Regions from separate parts of the Homo sapiens genome. Here region 1 is linked to region 2. A link is an interaction called in ENCODE POLR2A ChIA-PET data of the cell type or tissue named here. Cell type or tissue: GM12878. All regions are shown on one strand. Links, peaks and the distances in the headings refer to the core of each region. The heading gives the core; the rest is flanking DNA.

Region 1 (4,282 bases), core at 650-3,149, 170 kb before region 2:
TCATCTCTACTAAAAATATAAAAATGAGCCGGGTGTGGTGGCGCACACCTGTAATCCCAGCTACTCGGGAGGCTGAGGCAGAAAAATCTCTTGAACCCGGGAGGCGGAGGTTGCAGTGAGTCGAGATCATGCCACTGTACTCCAGCCTGGGCGACAGAGTGAGTGTTTGTCTCAAAAAAGAAAAAAAATACACTTCGGCTCTGTGACTGTGTATGTATTTGTAAATCAAACTAATTCTGAAATATATTTAATTTGGCTTTTTTAAGTAAAAAATAATGAAAAAGAAATCTTGGTGATTATGCTAATTTATCTATCGCTATGTAACAAATCATCCCCAAACAGTTTCTTAAAACAATACTGATCACTCATTAATATATAATATCATTAATACATAATATATAATATCAGAATAATAATATCTCTTATTACTCTGGGAGTGACTGGGTTGGGCTCGGTGGCTTTCCCTCAGGGTTTCTCATGAAAATGGGGGAGACAATGGAGGAGGCTGGTGTTACTTCAAAGGCTTTAGCTTGGCAGTTGATGATGGCAGCTGGCTGGAAGCCTATCTGGAGTTGTTGGCTTGAAAGTGTACACATAACCTCTACTTGTGGCCTGTGATTACTCACAGCATGGTGACTGGATTCCAACAGCAAGAAGAGATAGAGATGGAGATGAAGGAGTGGCACACAGACACTATTGCATTTTGTGATCTAACTTTGCAGAACACACCATTTCATGTCCATCGTGCTGTATTGATTGAGGCTGTCACAAAGTTTCATGCAGCTTCAAAGAAAGAAGACATAGGTTCTCTCTCTCTCTCTTTTTTAGTTTAAAAAATTATTTTTATTCTTAATTGACAAATAGTAATTGTATATATCTGTGGGGTACAAAATGATGTTTGAATACATGTATACATTGGTAGAATGAGCAAATCAGGCTAATTAACATACCCATCAATTCACACACTTACTATTTTTTGTGGTGCGTATGTTTACAAACTACTCTTTTAGAAACTTTGAAATATACAATACATTATTATTAATTATAGCCACCTTACTCTGCAATGGATCACCAGAAATTCTAACCCTGAAACCAACATTTCCCCTTTCCCTAACCCACCCTCTCAGCCTCTGGTAACCATCATTCTACTATTTCTATGAGTTCAACTTTTTCAGATTCCACAAATAAGAGATCATATTATGGAGAAGTTGCAAGGTCACATTGCGATATGAGCAAGTGGACTACTGCTAAGGCCATATTAGGAAACTATAATCTGTTCAAAGTGACTCACTAAGGATCACAGAGTGAACTTGTAGTAATATTAGCTAACTTTTATTGGGTGGTTGCCATGTGCTCTGTGATGTTCTGTGTGATTTATTATACAGGTACTGTCATTCACATTACACAAGCTCATTCATATAATGTGGATTTTATTGTATTATCCATTGTGAAGATTAGAAAACAGAGCTAAGCAACTTGTTGTAAATCACATAACTCGAAATGAAGATACAGAGCCCAACTCTTAACCTCGATCTGATAATCCTACTCACTAGGAAAAAAATTAAAAAAAAAAAAGAATGGAAAGAGTTTAGTCTCTTATTTTAGAGGACCTACTATTTAGCCATATGACCTTGATTTACTTAATTTTTATCTGTGAAAGGTAGAGATTCATGTCTAAAAATTTGAATAGTGATAGTGGACTTTTAGTGTGATTGTGAAGGCTAATTTATAATGTTCACATGAAAGTGCCTAGCATAGTGCTGGTCACATAAGGGTTGTCCAAAATAGACTGTTTTGAGCATGTTATTTAATCAATTGAACATGTTATTTAATTAATAGGATGTTTTGTTTTTCTGTTAATTTTAAGTAATTTGATATTGCTATATGGACAATACTAAACTTCATCTTGTTCAAAGACCCCTATGTAGCCCTCTAATTCAATTAGTTGGTAGGTATTACAAATGATAACATAAACAATTACATTTCTGACAAATGAAAAACTTTTGTAGCACTGAATTTTGGTATGGCATATTGTTTTATAATCAAATATTTTTTAGAAAAGATGTGGATGCCAGTATACAAACATTTTTACCTCATAATTATATATATTTATACCTATTTACATATGATTATACACATATAAATATGTATACTTATGCATATATCTTATTCCACATATTATTTTATATATATAGTAAAACATATAAACAGTTTCTTCCCTGAACCTTTGTGCTTCTTGGAGCATATACTTGGGGAAGTGAACCAACATATAGCCTATAGTTCCAGAATTGAAGTGATAAAAAATTATCTATTTTTTCCTTTGACTTAGATTTTATTTTCTCCTGTGTAACTAAAATATTTTGTGTTCAATAAGTGTTTGTTGATTGATCAAAGGATTTTAAATCTGAGATTAAGCTTAAAGAGGGATTATTGCTTGTCTCTTGCTAAATATCATTTTGGGAAAAGCTTGAAAATAGCCAAGCCCCTTTTAAGAGTCCAAATTTGATCTGATGTTAATCTAAGCTTTATAAAGACTTTCTAGGCTTTCTGACATTGCGAAATTTGGTTCCAGTACATCTTGTCTTGGCAGGAGTTCAAAAGTGTAGAAACTGTTCAGCTGTCTTATAAAATTATTGTGGTTAATTTAAAATTTGGTTATATAGATGAGTAAAGGGTCAGAGAACATACATGGCATATATTTCATTACCCTAAACTGAATCTTGAAGGAAGTCACTTGCTTTTTTACTTTTTTATAGTCACTTTTATCAGATTCTTCATTTCCCGCCTCCTAAAGTTAATGCTTTAAAACAATAAATGTTCACTTTATGCTGTGCTAAAGGTATCATAATCCTCAGATAATACATACTAAGTACTTTGATTTAAATAGAATATGAAAAGTACAGTAACTAGAATGAAAGCTGAGGTCCCATCTTAATATTCATTTTAGACAAATTTATGACAGATTTAGGTGTGGTGATTTTTGTACATTAACATCAAAATCAACATTTTTATTAATTGGCAGATGTATGCATGTGTCTCTAATTGTGTTTAGAGGAAAATATTTAAGCGCTTTATTTATTTATTTTATTTTTTTCAAATGTAGCAGTCATTTTCTAGCTTATTGCAGGCCCTGCCATCTATAGACTGTGATGCCGTCACCTAAATGTACTTGAATTCATAGGTAGCTCTGTATGATATTTGTTACCAGACCTTAAAATGCAAGACAACTGCATTTATGGTAGGAAAATTAATATATTGTCTAATTGTAGGAACAAGAAAGAAATTCCTTAACATTAGTGCTTCTCATAAGACAAACCAATAGGAAAATGTGTTGGAAAAAATGCAATAAAATTTTAAAAGAAATGATTTCTAAATCTGTGTCATAAATAAAATTTCAGATAAGTTTCTTTACCTAACTTATAGTTGGCCAGTGACCATCCTTTGCTCCTGTCAGACAGAGTAATTACTCAGGCAGTGTGCTTTTGCCTAATGGTATCAAACCAGCTTCAAGGAAGGGACATTTTGAGGTCCGATCTTGGCTATTACCGGGTCAAAATTTAAACTCTTTCTCGTGGTTCCTATAGATCTTGAAACAAGAAGAGACGCTGAGAACTAACATACCTGTTACTCATGGAAAAAAATCAAGTACAATGATGTCTTTTTATGTTATGGAGAGCATGCTGACCACAACACAAAAGAGAACTAAGTTTACTTTTCACAAGGTGAACAATCACTGGATCTTGTCTTTAGTGATTAATGGCTGTAACCTTTTTTTTCTATCTCCTTCCCAGTGCAAGTATAGGATGGGAGATAAAAGCATAGATGTCTCAAAATCACTTTTAGTCACTTACCTGGTGTTGAAGATTTTGAAATGCAGGTCAAATTTGCTGACTTAAGATATATAAGATCTGCAGAAGAAACATCTTTGCTTGAAATTGAAGGAGCAGAGAAGCAGTAGGCCTTCACTGTCTGATTTAGGGGATCAAACTTCTAGGCTACTACGTATTACTGACCCCTTAGGTAAATATGAATTCCCTATAACAGACTATAAAACTGCATTTGAGTGGAAATCTAGTATCAATATTGCTAAAAAAAAGATAAAATATCACCTCTGTGCATAAGAAGCTTATGTACAGGGGTCATATTTTAGTCATCTTTTTATTCCCAGTGGATGACACAAGATTTTTGAGCTACCCAAACTCTTCCAAACAATTTCTCACCTCATGAGAGAAGAGCATGCCATTAGTTTAAAGAAGGCACGTCCAAAAGTGTATTCTAAAGA
Region 2 (4,282 bases), core at 706-3,205:
CTTTCTTATAGTTATGAAGGCTGAAAGTCTCAGATCAGGGCCCTAGCATGGTCAGGTTGCGGTGAGGGCCCTCTCTTGGCTGGCAGAAGGCTGTCTACTCACTTTGTAGAAAGACAGCAAGAGAACTGTGAAGGTCTCTTTTATTAGGGCACTAATTCCAGTTACGTGGGCTCCACCTTCATGACCTAATTGCCTCCCAAACGCTCCACCTCCTAGTATCATCACACTAGGGGTTAGGATATCAACATACAAAATTGGAGGGGATACAAGCGTTCAGTCCAATTGTAACCCCCATTGCCTTTTTCTTTATAATTGATTATAATCTTTAAAACAAAGTCTTCAATATCTAGGTAACTAATTATTGATGTGTATCAGAATCTTGAACAAGCACACTGCTATATTACAGTAGTATTATTTTGAAAGTTATTAACTTCATAATATTTAAAATAATGTCTGTGAATTTAAGAATTAATATTTATTTCAAAGAATTATCTAGAAGCATGCTTATTTATCCTTATGCCTTAACTATAAGATGGAAATAGCAGGTTTAAAAAAAGGAGAAAGAGAAATATTCTTAGTAGATATTCCATACAAGTTATTTGGGTGTTATAAATTAAGAAATATTATAATTTACTCAAATGATGTACCTACAGTCTCTTAAAATAAGAGATAATTGTTCCTGAGAGTAGGCAAGAAACAAATATATGGTCATAATTTATTTTAATTATCAGATGTATTTGTTCCAATATTTACGTAATGTTTTTAGAATATTCATACCAATAACTGTATGTCTCAGTATGTCTAGCTTGCCAGAAATTTAATTTTCAAAATGGTAGCTTTTTAATGGTCAAGAGCATAAAATAGTATTTTATCACTTCTCTTTGCCTCCCTAGCTAAGGAGTAGGAGTCCCTATAAAGAAAAGAAAGGGAGTTATTTTCATTTTTTGAAATATATACAATGTGTGTGATAATGGATTTTATCTAGCATTTTATATTGAGATAAGGCAAAGCCTTTTATGTTAACTGTACTGTTATTTGCATGTAGAACATGTTTCTTAATGGTTTCAAATAAATATGAGTCTTCTGCGAGGCCAGGGCTAGGAGTTTAAGCAGTTTAAGCTTGTCACCCTTCACATTCCCAATTTTCTTGTTTCTTCTAATGCATTTCTAATTTCTCTACTTTTCTCCTTGTGTCATGATTGGATTACAGTGTAGCAATGACAAGTGGTTTGAATACCAATGCCTCCCTATCACATGTACTCTGCATACAGTGTTAACATTTCACATTTAGTCTAATAAAGGAGATACAGCATTTTGTCCTCTGGTGAAATTGTCATTATTTCTATTTCTATTTTGGGTTTGCCTGCTCCTGTCTGATTTTCCTTTAGTGTGAACTGTTTTGCTACTCTGTGCTACCAGCTATAATGGTGATGATTTGTAGCTAGTTTCCTTTAGAGGATATGCTGTCAGGCTGTTACAGAGAGCTTCCTTCACTTATCATTTAAATGTATGCTGTTCTCTTTGCATTTAGGTTTTACTTAGACCATTAGTGGAATTTTCCCCTTCTTCTCTATTTGTGTTTGTTGTCTCTTAAGTTATGTTCTCTGCTGTTACAAAATTCCTTGTTTATTCTGTCCACACATTTGACAGTGACATGTGTTGGGAAGGGGTTGTACATACCAAGCTGGAAAAAAAAAAAAAAAAGCAAGATTTAATTACCTTGGATACTCTGAAGTTTTATTCATGTATTTGCTGACAATTATTCATAGCAAACATCTAACTATGTGCACTTCATATCCTTTAGGGTCGGTGACAATAGACCTATTTTGCAGTAGATTTCAGAATGACTTTGCATTTGCTGAGTATACATCACAAAGGTGAGGAAAACGAACCTTAATGTATCCAAAGCCAACTCGCAGAATGACTAGCACGAAGATTTACAGCTGTGAAAGATCTTGGGGTTTAACAGATGAAACAACTGAAGTGAGAGAAATCAGGGTTAGTTTCAAGGTACCATATTTAATTCAATATCATAGAATTAGCAGCAGGGCCTGAATTAAAATCCAAATCTCTATCCTTGATGCCCACACTCAAACATGTGGCAGTGCAGTGGCATGGTGAAAAAGAGCCATGTGAAAAACAAAGGGTCTTGATTCTGGAGTGCCTCCTGCCTGGATGCTTCAGGGGAGGGGAAAAATACAGCAACAAAAACACAACAACCCAGGGGTGGCCTCGGGATTTCATTCCTGCCAATACATATTTTAGTTTAAAAAGCGTATTACCATTTCTTTTAATGAAATCCCTGCATACGTGGCCAACAGTGAATTTGCCATCTGGAAGAGTAAAGCCATCAGAATAGCTGCAATGGCACGCCCGTCTGGATCAGATCAGCCTAGATTAGACAGTCAGGCACAACCTTAACCTGGAAACATGGAGTTCGGAAGCTTGCCAGTACCATTTTTACCTTCCCAGAATGGGTATTTGAAATCAGCTTAGAGGGAGGGATAGCAATAAAAGAATTTGGTCTCTTAAGAGGACATTTTAAGTTTTAAAATACAGGTACACCCAGGTGTAAAGGACAAAGATCTGAAAGTTATGTGCACATAATTGTTTAAATTTCAACCCAAAAAAAAGAAAAAGAAAAAAAAGTTCTACTCATGTTAACGATTGAAAGTAGATTTAAGCTGGATAATGTTCAACCAGAAAAGTTTCAGAAGAAGGCAACCAGATGGTGAGGAGTCTGAAAACCATGTCTTATATTTAATGTTGTTAGGAGGAAATGTGTAGGGGGAAAACACTAAAACAATCTCTAAAATATTTGAAGAATTATCACCTGAAAGAGGAAGCAGACATTTCACAGAAGAAAGAATAGGAAACATTGAATATAAATTCCTAGGAGGCACATTTTGAAACAGCAATCAGAAGAGAACTGTGGAGATTTGTTATACAGGTTATTTTATGAAGTTGGTAAATAATGATTAACTCACTGTCTGAAAAGTGAAGGAGAGACTAGATGACCAAACACCCCCTGATTGGGATATTTAATGATGCCAACAATGAGTAGAGGGCTACATAGGATTATATGGGTGGGTTCTTTCTTTTTTTTTTTTTTTTTTTTTTTTAGATGGAGTCTTGGTCTGTCGCCCAGGCTGGAGTGCAGTGGCATGATCTTGGCTCACTACGAGCTCCACCTCCCAGGTTCAAGCAATTCTCCTTCCTCAGCCTCCTGAGTAGCTGGGATTATAGGGGCACACCACCACACCCAGCTAATTTTTTTTTTTTTTTTTTGGAAGAGATGGGGTTTCACCATGTTGGTTAGGCTGGTCTCGAACTTCTGACCTCGCAATCTGCCCACCTCAGCCTCCCAAAGTGCTGGGATTACATGCGTAAGCCACTGTGCCCGGCCCTAGGTGGGTTCTTTCTAACCCTGAGATCTATGATTTTGCATAATTATTGGTATAAGATATTTGATTATATTTAGAAATGTATGTATGTTTAAAGATTTTTTTTCTTTCTTATTTTGGAGTTACTAAGTTATTTTCTAATATTTCTCAGGGTCCTTGGAATTATTCCATCTCCAGCCACTTGTCTGTAGATAATTCATTCCAATCAAAATTGAGAATTTACATATATCAATTACTATTTTTAAAGTGTAGAGGAGATACAAATATGAATGTGGTGTCCACAAGTTACTTAGAGTATAGTAATACTAACATTATGGTAGGTGGATTACCAAAACCAGAATGAACAGAGAAGGCTATTTAAAAATGCCGATTCCACTGTGCAACCTTTTAAAAAAAAAAAAAGAGAGATCATGTCCTTTGCAGCAACATGGTTGGAGCTGAAGGCCATTATCCTAAGTGAACTAACTTGAGAACAGAAAAACAAATACCAAAGGTTCTTACTTATTAAGTGGGAGCTAAATATTGAGTACATATGGACACAAAGAAGGGAACAACAGACATGGGTGCCTACTTGAGAGAGGAGGAACGGAGGACGGTGAAGATTGAAAAATTACCTATTGGATACTATGCTTATTACCTGGATAGCAAAATAATCTGTACACCAAACCCCAGTGACATGCAACTTATCTGTATAATAAACCTGCACATATACCTCTGAACCTAAAAGTTAAAAAAAGTAATAAATACTCCAAACACAGTGTTTAAATACAGATTCTGAGCCCTAATCTAGCTCTAATTTTAGAATCTCTAGAGGTAAATTTGAAAAGTACATTTCTAAAAGCTTCACAAGTGAATCTTAAGCAAATGAATTTTGAGAA

What was found. ChIA-PET counts read pairs that join two places held together with the same protein. Peaks named below come from ENCODE experiments on the same cell type or tissue, not always from the same donor. Only the 100,000 strongest peaks of a DNase experiment are listed, where the experiment ranks them.
Region 1: POLR2A ChIA-PET joins it to region 2 with 7 read pairs; 2 of 35 experiments call an interaction of 5 or more read pairs at or near these places.

Annotation. Positions count from the first base shown.
Region 1 is chr9:10,248,693-10,252,974 of GRCh38, reverse strand. All of the region lies in intron 3 of PTPRD (protein tyrosine phosphatase receptor type D), which reads left to right. Among named protein-coding and RNA genes, the nearest start is that of PTPRD, 360 kb to the left of the region's middle. In GM12878, for the core only: no CTCF peak of the experiment used is centred there; no DNase peak of the experiment used is centred there.
Region 2 is chr9:10,077,355-10,081,636 of GRCh38, reverse strand. All of the region lies in intron 3 of PTPRD (protein tyrosine phosphatase receptor type D), which reads left to right. Among named protein-coding and RNA genes, the nearest start is that of PTPRD, 530 kb to the left of the region's middle. In GM12878, for the core only: no CTCF peak of the experiment used is centred there; a DNase peak (open chromatin) is centred at 1,826.